Regions from separate parts of the Mus musculus genome. Here region 1 is linked to region 2. The links are chromatin contacts, found by Hi-C or POLR2A ChIA-PET in ENCODE. All regions are on one chromosome and are shown on one strand. The core of a region is the stretch at or near the end of the contact, and the rest is flanking DNA. Distances in the headings are between cores, read along the strand shown.

Region 1 (4,603 bases), core at 1,714-4,213, 34 kb before region 2:
GGAGGCCTGGATCACCACTCGGGATCTCTGGGGCCATGGCCCCAGGCAGAATGACAGGCATAACACATTCCCGGTGGCTTCAGGCACAGAGACCCTGCTCCCTGATACACAGGCACACATATCTATCTAGTATCACAGATGAAGTCAGGCTGATGTCTTCAGGCAGTCATGTCCAGTGAAGCATGTCTTTTCTTAATGCACGCACCCACATGATCGAACACACACACACACACACACACACACACACACACACAATTTTGTGTTTTGAGATAGGGTCTCAAGTAGCCCATACTGGCCTCCAAGCTTGCTGTGTAGACAAGAATGATCCTGAACTTCTAATCCTCCTGGCTTTGTCTCCAGAGTGTTGAAATGGTAAGTGCGTGCCACCATGACTGGTTTATGGAGTACTGGGCATTGAAGCCAGGGCTTCTTGGATGCCCGAAAGGCACTCTACCAACTGAACCACACCCCCACTCCTACACTGTTTTCACATATGTAGACACAGAAGCATAAGCATGTCACACACACACCAGCTATGCACACATACACACTGACATGGTCTGACATCCATGGAAACATATCTGACACATGCTGACCATACACACATTGCTATGGGTTGTATAGACAGCATGACCTTGAGCTTGAACACATGGATATATGCTACATGGGCTAACACACCGGCACATCCCTGACAAAGGAAGACACCCAATGCCTGCTGTGCAAACACAAATGCTCACATACAGTCAGGCATGTTAGCATTGTCTGATACACACAGCTATTCATAGATTGACATGGTCTAACATACACTTACTGGCATGGGCGGACACACAGAGACCCATATCCCGGACATAGACACCCATCCTTGACCCATTGTGGTACACACAGGTCTTCTCTACTGACTGGGTCCCACAGGAAAACAAATGCATGTGAAGCCTTCTCATGGGCAGTCCCTCTGTGACCTTTGGACACTTAACTTACCTGCTGGGTCTCTCTCTCTCTCTCTCTCTCTCTCTCTCTCTCTCTCTCTCTCTCTCTCTCTCTCTCTCTCTCACACACACACACACACACATATGGGGAAAACATGTTACAGATCTCCAATGTGGCTGCACTGACCGTGTTGGGTCAGTGCTGATGCACTCAGTGTCCTATGGCCTCATCTCCTGTCATTCACACTCACATTTCCATCAGTGACCAGTATTCCCTGTCCTGATAGCTATGTTCCCCGTGCTTTGCAGAGGGAGGTGGAAGCACCTTTGCTGACTCATAGATACCTCCATGAGTACAGCCACACCCACGCCACTACTCAGAATATACTGAACACACACACACACACACACACACACACACACACACACACACACACACACACACAAAACTGGCCTTGCTCATACCCACACCAGACACCCCAGGCGCATCGCCTGCCCCCCATCTCAGAGGTTTGGGACGAGGGGCATAGCATTCAGGGACATTTATGCATACACATCCTTGTACCTCCTAGCCCCTACATACTCACTCACGCACACCTGGGCTCCTATACCACCCTGCCAGACAATGCATTGCTGAGAATTGCCACAGCTTCTTGGCTGGGGGGTGGGGGTGGGGACTGACAAGGTGCTGGCTGCACCTAGCAATAGGAGGGAGCTCTACCTTGGTGGGATCTGCCTGGGGACTGGGGCACAGTCTTCCCATCAACCTAGAGTCACCCAACAGTTCTCTATGTCCTACTTCAGAGTTTCCAGTACCCCCTTCCCAGCTTCTTTCTTCCCTCCCTCTCTGTGAAGACTTTTCCTTTCTCTCTCTGTTGCGAGAGAGAGAGAGAGAGAGAGAGAGAGAGAGAGAGAGAGAGAGAGAGAGAGAGAGAGAGAGTGAGAGAGAGAGAGAGAGAGAGAGTGTGTGTGTGTGTGTGTGTGTGTGTGTGTGTTTTGAAACAGGGTCTCAGTACACAGGTCAAGCCAGCCTCAAACTATGTAGCTCAGGCTGGTCTACAGCTCAGTTATAATTTTTCTCTTGGAGCTTCTGAGTGCAGGGATTGCAGACAGATGCCATATGCCAACCCACCCCACCTCATTCCCATCTGCAGTGGAAATGGGGAATCCTGGGCCTGCAATGGGCTGGAGCATCACCACAATACAAATAATGTTCCTAAGTCCCAGGACATGTGCAAAGCTATGGGAGACATATGAAGGGTAAGGGTGGTGTGTGTGTGTGTGTGCGCGCGCATGCATGCGTGTTATACTTGAGAGAGTTTTTACAGAACCTGCCAGCTGTTTTGCTATCAGGATTGTAGATCAGTGTGCCCTAGGTCTGGGGTATATCTGGCCAACTCAATGTATAACGTGTGTGTGTGTGTGTGTGTGTGTGTGTGTGTATGTACAGTGATACTTTGTGTCCTTTGTATGGGGGCTCCCATGTGTCAGTGTCACCATGTCTGGGTTGCCATAGCTGTCTTCCAAGATATTTTGGCGTGGCTGTGTGTTGGTGTGTCATTGTGTATCCAGAGTGTGACAAGGTATATATGGTTGTGTGATCGTGTGTGTCAATATTCTGCAGGAACATGTGTGGCACGTGCATGTATGTTAGTGTGGCTCTCCGCATCTGTCTGCATTGGGACGACATGTGACAGTAGGTGGTGTGTGGCTCTTGCTCGTGTCTGTGCCCGGTGTGCACCGCCGTCTGCTGCGACTCCATGAGGAATAGGCCCTGCGTTCCTTCGTGACATTTGTGCCCGTCCAAGCCCTGCTGCGTGTCAGCGTGTGTCGGCGCCCGAACGCCGGCCAGCACGTGTCGGGGCGGCCGCGTCGGTGTGCGTCCCCGCGTGTATGTGTGTGTGCGTGTGTGCGTGTGTGCATGTGTGTGCGCGCCGGCCGCGCTCACCCGCCCCGCCCGCCCCTCCCCGCGCCCCTCCTCCCGCCCGCGCCGCCCGCCCGCTCCCTCTCCCCGGAGTGCGCCGCTTCCAAACTTTGTCTAAACTTTCACTTTCACAGCGCGGCGGCGGCGGCGGCGGCGGCGGTGGCGGGCGAGGGCGAGCGGCCGAGCGGCGGCGGCATGGAGTAGACGCGCGGCGGCGGCGGCGGCGGCGGCGGACGCGAGAGGCAGCGGCGAGCGCGGCGGCGGCCCGGAGCCCGCGGGGCCGAGCCTGTGAGCGCGGAGCGGCGGCGGGCCGAGCGGGGCCGCGGGCCGGGCGGGCGCCGCGCGGCAGAGGCCGGAGCAGCGGAGCCGGAGCCCGAGCGCCAGCCAGCGCGACGCCGCCTGCCGGGCCTGCCCTCGCCGCGGCCGGCCTCCGCGCTCGCGCCCGGGCGCCCAGCGATGTACTCCCCGTACTGCCTCACCCAGGTACCGGCCGCCGCCCCCGCGCCCCGGGAGGGCCGGGCCGGGGTCCCGCAGGCGCGCGGGCAGCGGGCGGGGCGCGGGGGCGCTGCCCCGGGGCGCGCGGCAGGAGTGCGTGGAGAGGGGGCGAGGGGCGAACGCGCGCGGCGGGGTGCGGCGGACAGCGGACCCCTGCTGCTGCGCGGCGACGCGGCGTGGTGGCAGGCGCGGGCGGGCAGGGTGACACGGCGGCAGGAGGCAGAGTGGCCCCGGGGCGCGGGGGAGCACGGGCGGGCGGCGTTCCGTGCGCGCGGCGCGGCGCGGCCGCCCCGGGGTGGCAGTGGCGGGCGTGTGGGCAGCGGCTCTGCGTGCGGCTGGGGTGCCCCGGGCGGCCCGAGCGGCCCGGGCGTCTCCCCAAAGTCTTTGTTCAGGCCTCGCATGGGAGCGGGGCTGAGAAAATGGCGGGGCTCCCAAATTTCGGAGGGGCAGGGGAGGGGAGGGAGGGACGGGCGTGCTGCCAGCCCGGGCCGCGCCTCTCTGCGGATCCTGGACGTTTGCAGACGCGGCTCCCCGGCCCCAAACTTTCCTCCGTGCAAACTTTCCGGTCTCGAAGACCAGGACCGCCGCTGCGTGAACCTGGAAGTGCCCCGGGGAATCCCGGTCCGCTACCCGCAGGCGGGAAGGGCGGGAGCGGCGGCGGCCACCGCAGGTCGACCCTGTTGGGATCAGCCGTCGGGTCAGCCTCGGGCACAGCAGCGCCGACCTTGGCGTGCTTCGGGAGCGCGAGCGCGAGAACGCGTCCCGCCTCCAGCGAAGTTCCCTGCGCTATGGTGTAGCGGAGGCTCAGGCCTGGAGCGTGCCTGATCTGCCACCCCACTCTTTTTAGCCGTGACTCCAAGCTCTGAGAGGGCACCAGCCAGACCAACCCAGATCTAGAGGGGCCCTCACAGCTCTATCTGCAGGACCAGGCCAGGGCAGATGACAGATTTCGGCAGGCAGAGGGAATTTGTGGAGGTTGTCTAGCCTTGCCTGCTGGCCAGGCCTGTCTGTGGGAGCTCTCTAGGCCAACCCCAAGTCCCTAATGGCAATCCTTTGCTAAACCAGAGCCCTTTCCGACAAGTGCTAAAAGTGCCACCACCTTAGAGTGGGAACATATACTCATGGTGTGTATATATGGCCAGGTATTCAAGGAGCATGCCAGGATGTTTTGAAGGGCAAGAAGGTATATGCAGGCGGGTTGCAGTTCCAGCGACACCACGTTCTTGTAGTCCCAGGGGCTACTTGTCTGTGTGTCTAG
Region 2 (4,856 bases), core at 1,257-3,756:
CAGAGTCTCTGACCCATTCTTCTGACCTCTGCAGGCACACAGTGCCCAGACATATAGGTAGGCAGGACACTCAGACACATAAAAACCAAGCAAATTTTTAAAAATAGAAGCTGGGTTGAAGAGTTGGGTGCGGCCAAGTGGATGGTGCCAGATTTTATGATCCTGCTCGAGATGGCAAGAGCCGTGAGGATCTGACTTTGCATCTAGGTACGACTGTCACCCAGACCCTCACTGGCCCCTGTGCCCCAGAAGATTCAAGAGATTGCACAATGTGAGGACAGATACGGGTGACTTCTAGAATTGTTCTAAGAGGCTGCCACAAAGCCACCTATCTGCTGTGAAGGACGGTCACCATGCACCTGCTCGTCCGTCTGCATTCAGCAGGGGAAGCTGAGGCAGGACTGAAGCGAGAAACCCTGTCCAGGAGATGCGAAGGCCTATTTCCTTGGGACGACTTTTCATCCAGAAAGGGGGTCCCAGAGCAGGCAGTGTGGCAGCAGGAGTGGGGGCGGGAGGGCTCTGCATCGTGGAGAGGTGTGGCCAAGTAGGCCTGGCAGCCATGCCAACAGTCCCGGAGGTCAACCCTCACAGACCAAACCAAACCTTGGTTTCAGTCCTAGCAAAGAAAATGAAATTCAGAACTATCAAAATTCTTCCCCTCTTGGTAGGCGCGCGCCTCCTATACCCATCACAGGACCTAGAGTCCTTGACTCGGATTAGGCTCAAATCATACATGTCCCCATTGCCCACTAGGACAGGGTATCACAGCCTGTCCTCATCTGAGATTTCAAAAAGTCAGTTTTGTATGTGTGTTTTGTTTTTGGTTTTTTGTTTTTGTTATTTTGTGGTTTTTTTGTTTGTTTTTTTGTTTGCTTGTTTCTGTTTTGTTTTGTTTGTTTGTTTTGAGACAGGGTCTCACTGTGTATCTCTGGCTGTCCTGGAACGCTCACTATGGAATCAGGTTGGCCTTGAACTCAGAGATCCCCCTGCCTCTGCCTCCCTGGTGCTAGGATTAAAGGACTGCTCCACTGCACACAGCTCAGCAGTCTTTTGTGTCATGGTACCTCCATTCCCCAGCTATCAACATATGCTTTTGTTTATAATTCATCTAAGTGAGAACCCAAATAAGATTGTTCCTGCATGACCACGGCCGCCCCCCCCCCCAACACCCTGCCTGGTACTGGTGGGTGCTTCATGTCACCGTTGCCCTCCTCCTGATCTTCACGACTGTTCTGGGGGCCATTCCACCCATGTGGGACCACTGCATACTGGACTCTGTGGTCCAGTGTGCTACCAGGCCCTGGGGCGGGCAGGCTCAGCCATATTTGTCATAGGGAATGAGATAGTAACTCGGGCTTCGCCTTGCGAAGTTCTTTTAAGTATGAGATGTTACAGTTTGATTCTGCTGCTCCCAGGAGTTGAGCTTAGCATTCACACTAGCCTTGAGGCTCGAGTGAGAGTGAGCAAGGATGCCTCCACCAGCAGTGGCTATGGCTTGTTCCTGCTTCACGCTCTAAAACTGTTGTGAGTTCCCAACCCTTCTGGTGAGCCTGGTGCACGTGGGAAAGACCAGCACAGCCTGGCTCCCTTTTGAGATCCACCCTGAGCACTGGCCCTTCCTTACCTACTTGTCTGGGTCTTAAGGCATCGCCATCTGGTATCAGGGTTGGCAGAGACCGTGGGGTCCGGGAACGCAGTTAGTGACATTAGCAAGTTCTCTGGGTTATTTTGTGATGCAACGTCGAGTCCCCTTGAGACGTTTCTATAGGCAGGCAGTGCCACCATTGCTTTGGTGGTTAAGTCTTATTTCCTCTGTCTCACAGGCTTGAGTCAGCTTATACCTAGGCCATCCTTGGATGGCAGCTGCCACAGTGACCACTGTTAGGGTTTACTGAGCCCGACCCAACATGCCTCTCTGCCTCCTTCACCTGTTGTCCTGGGGTTGTCCAGGTAGAAGCAGGGTGATCTCACTGTGTCGGCTTCCCTCCTTCCCACCCTCCTCCTCAGTGGCCTCCTCAGTGTCCACAGCCCTGCCAGAGTCCTAGGGCACTTGCCATCTTCAGGGCCTTCTGCTACGTAATACTCAAATCTCAGAGCAAAACAACAGTGCCTGGCTCCTGTGCACGGTTCTTAGGAACTGCAACAGGATAGCAGAGGCCCTCAACAAGTACAGGGCCTGCAGCCCTGACTGTGGACAGACTACTCTGACCCCTCTTCAGGCTTGGGCTTATTTATGGAGCCCTTGACCACCTGCTTCTGTCCCCTTTGTCCACAGTGTTGTCTGCCCAGCCAGTCAGGAAGCTTACTGCATGCGGGTCCCAGGGGTCCTGGTAGTGCGCTCTCTATGCGGACTAGACTAGAGCTGTAACACGAGGGAGAAAACGAAACAGCTTTGTCTGAGCTTGTGCTTACAGACGTCAGACCATGAGTGAGCCAAAGCCCGCTGGATGGTCCAGTCTGAATTATGGGTACAGTGACCAGCTGTACTCTGTCATCAGCCCAGAGGAAACAGGCTGTTCTGCAGCAGGAGCGTTGGGGGCTAGCCACCAGAAGGACTTCCCGAGGAATTGTTTTACTTTTTGGCTGTGCCAAAGAGAGTGGAAGAATGTCCTTTATGAGGAGCACACTTAGCCTATGGTCGCAGAGCTCTGGGAAGTAGGAAATCCTTTCTGAGCTTAGCAGGCAGGAGCCAGGTGATAGCTTCTAGAAAGTTCCATCTAGTATACCCGGTAGGCATGAACCTGAGGTAATCCTTGCTGGTGAGAGGCAAGGCCTTCAGGGCTTCCTTGGGGGCAGCTCAGTTCATGGAGGCCATGAAGGGAAGTCAGGCTCCTTTTTGCAGAGATGGGGCACAGACAGGCAGTGAGACCCATGCCAGGTTCTCTCTCCACGCCAGTGTCCGGTGGCAGTGAGTGTCCCCACTTTTTTGCCTGGAGAAGGTAGCTGCCTCCCAGCCCTTTCTGCCTTCCTCTCGAAGGAGCTGCCACGCTTAGGTTATTTTATCCTTCACTGTCCGATTGATTCAGAAGCCTTTTCAAAGGCTCCAGCCGTGTCAGCGTGTCAGCGCAGGGCTTGCACAAAAGGCCTCTTTGATTTCTTGTTTGTTTTCATTTGCCTGCGGAGGGGGAGGGGGCCCCCAGAGAAAGAGCTCCTGGGTTTCAAAATTTTTATTTGGGTTGTTTCATTCTGGGAGCTGGCTCCCTGGGACTTCTGTCTCAGTTAGGGAGGGACCAGTGGCTGGGCAGAGGGTGCCCGTGGCCCCCGGAGCAGGTGTAGGGCTCAGGGCACTCATCCCACAGTGGACCGCTGAGAGGCTCTTCTCAGCAACTAGGCCCACAGATGGGGAATCCAGCTCACGTTGAAGCCTGTGTCTGGAGTCATGAAAGGTCCCAAGTGCCTGACGGTAAATGACTTGTCCCTGTTCCTTGTGTCCCCTGAGGACTGGAGTGGCACCCAATTCCATCATTTTCTTCCTGGTTCTCTGGACTGAGAGCATGAAACCTCTATAATACGAACTTCTCGCTAAAGGGTGTTTGGTGTCTTTGAAAACAGACAGAGCCTTTCCTGCCCCAGGCAGGAATGGAGGGAGGGATGCAGGTCTCCTTAGTGACTGCTCATCTTTCTGGGTGAGAATGGAATCTAGAGAGCAGGCATGCCACTTGTATAGGGCTGAGGGCAGAATGGCCCCCGCGGAGGCCCCTATTAGCAGAGTTGAGGCTGGAACTAAATGGAGGATCACCCTGGTTCACAGATGCCGACGACAAGGGACATTTAGGCCAGCCCTTGCCAAGGGCATGCCTGAAACCGTTGTGCATGGACCCCAGCACAACCAGGAAGAATGGTGGTGCATACTGTCAGGCCCTGGGGGGGAGTGGTGGAGACTCAGGCTTGGGCAGGTGGTCACAGTCATCAGCAACAGGGACGTGTGCCCACTGGGTGAGGGGGGGGGCTGCGTAGGGCCTGCTTGGCAGACGGGAGGAGGAGGCTGGGGGGCTGAGAGATAGATAAATATAGCTGATGGCATTTCTGATGGTAGGTTTTTCTTGGCACTGAGGGCACCATGGAAAACTGCACGACAAACGCCCGGCCCTACAGGCCGCCGTCGCCATTTTAAGCATATTTGAGCCGAAGGGTTGTTGGCATTAGAACAGGGTCCCAGAAGGCAGAGGGGCTGGGGTAGGGTGGTTTGGCTGCATCAGGCTGTCCCCTTTTCTCTCTAAGCGTGCCTGGGTCTCTGACTTTATCTCTATAGATACTTAATACCTGGTTTTCTGTCCCCTCTGGTGATGTGAAAAACACATATGTTTGCAGGTTGCCCTTTGCATTACCTCTTTCCCAGGCTGTTGCCCACCCCCACCAGCTGCCATGGCCAGGCAGCCCACCATTCAGCCCTTCCCCGTTTTCCATGTCTTAGTGGTGATGCAGCTACTGCTACCCTAGGGGTAGGTCTCCATTTGTTGGTATTTGGGGAACCCCAGTAACTTAAGGGTACTTGTCTACCCAGTCTACCAGAAACTGTCCTCTAATGATGGAGGAAAGGAATTGTCCCCTCTGGAGATGTGGAGTAGAGTTAGCAGTCCACGTGGTTCCTCCCCAGTCCCTCCCAGCAACCTGTCTTAAATCTACCGGCCTGGCTGGGTGTGTGTGTGTGCTGCTCTGGAGAGACCAGGCCTAGGGAGGGGTGACTGCCCTGCTGCACACCTTGCGGGCACTTGAAAGACCAGCAGGAGTTAGCTCATCCCGCCAGCTGACTGAGCCTTTCAGCCTGCAGAGGGCTGACTTCCTCCTTTCAGAGGTGGACTGATGTAGACAGGCAGGCAGGTGTCATTTTATATCACTCTGTAGAGGAGGAGACT

What was found. Hi-C counts contacts between places; a loop is a spot of excess contacts on that map. ChIA-PET counts read pairs that join two places held with the same protein, here RNA polymerase II (POLR2A).
Region 1: a map of heart shows a loop between it and region 2 (2.0-fold over the local background). The contact joins the promoter of Nfix here to the enhancer-like site in region 2. A Hi-C loop is called at or near these places in 17 of 37 maps with a recorded cell type or tissue (Patski, adrenal gland, gastrocnemius and 4 more). POLR2A ChIA-PET finds 5 or more read pairs at or near these places in 3 of 5 experiments (Patski and embryonic stem cell).

Annotation. Positions count from the first base shown.
Region 1 is chr8:84,798,728-84,803,330 of GRCm38, reverse strand. It overlaps Nfix (nuclear factor I/X), which reads left to right and starts at 2,963. Exons shown (of 11, transcript NM_001371053.1): 1 at 2,963-3,333. The coding sequence starts at 3,307.
Region 2 is chr8:84,764,146-84,769,001 of GRCm38, reverse strand. The region is part of intron 2 of Nfix (nuclear factor I/X); the gene reads left to right. Among named protein-coding and RNA genes, the nearest start is that of Nfix, 34 kb to the left of the region's middle. Within about 2 kb of position 2,506, at least 1 of the 3 ENCODE cell types and tissues checked has a DNase peak (open chromatin) inside an H3K27ac peak, as active enhancers do; it is heart, where a contact is called at or near this core.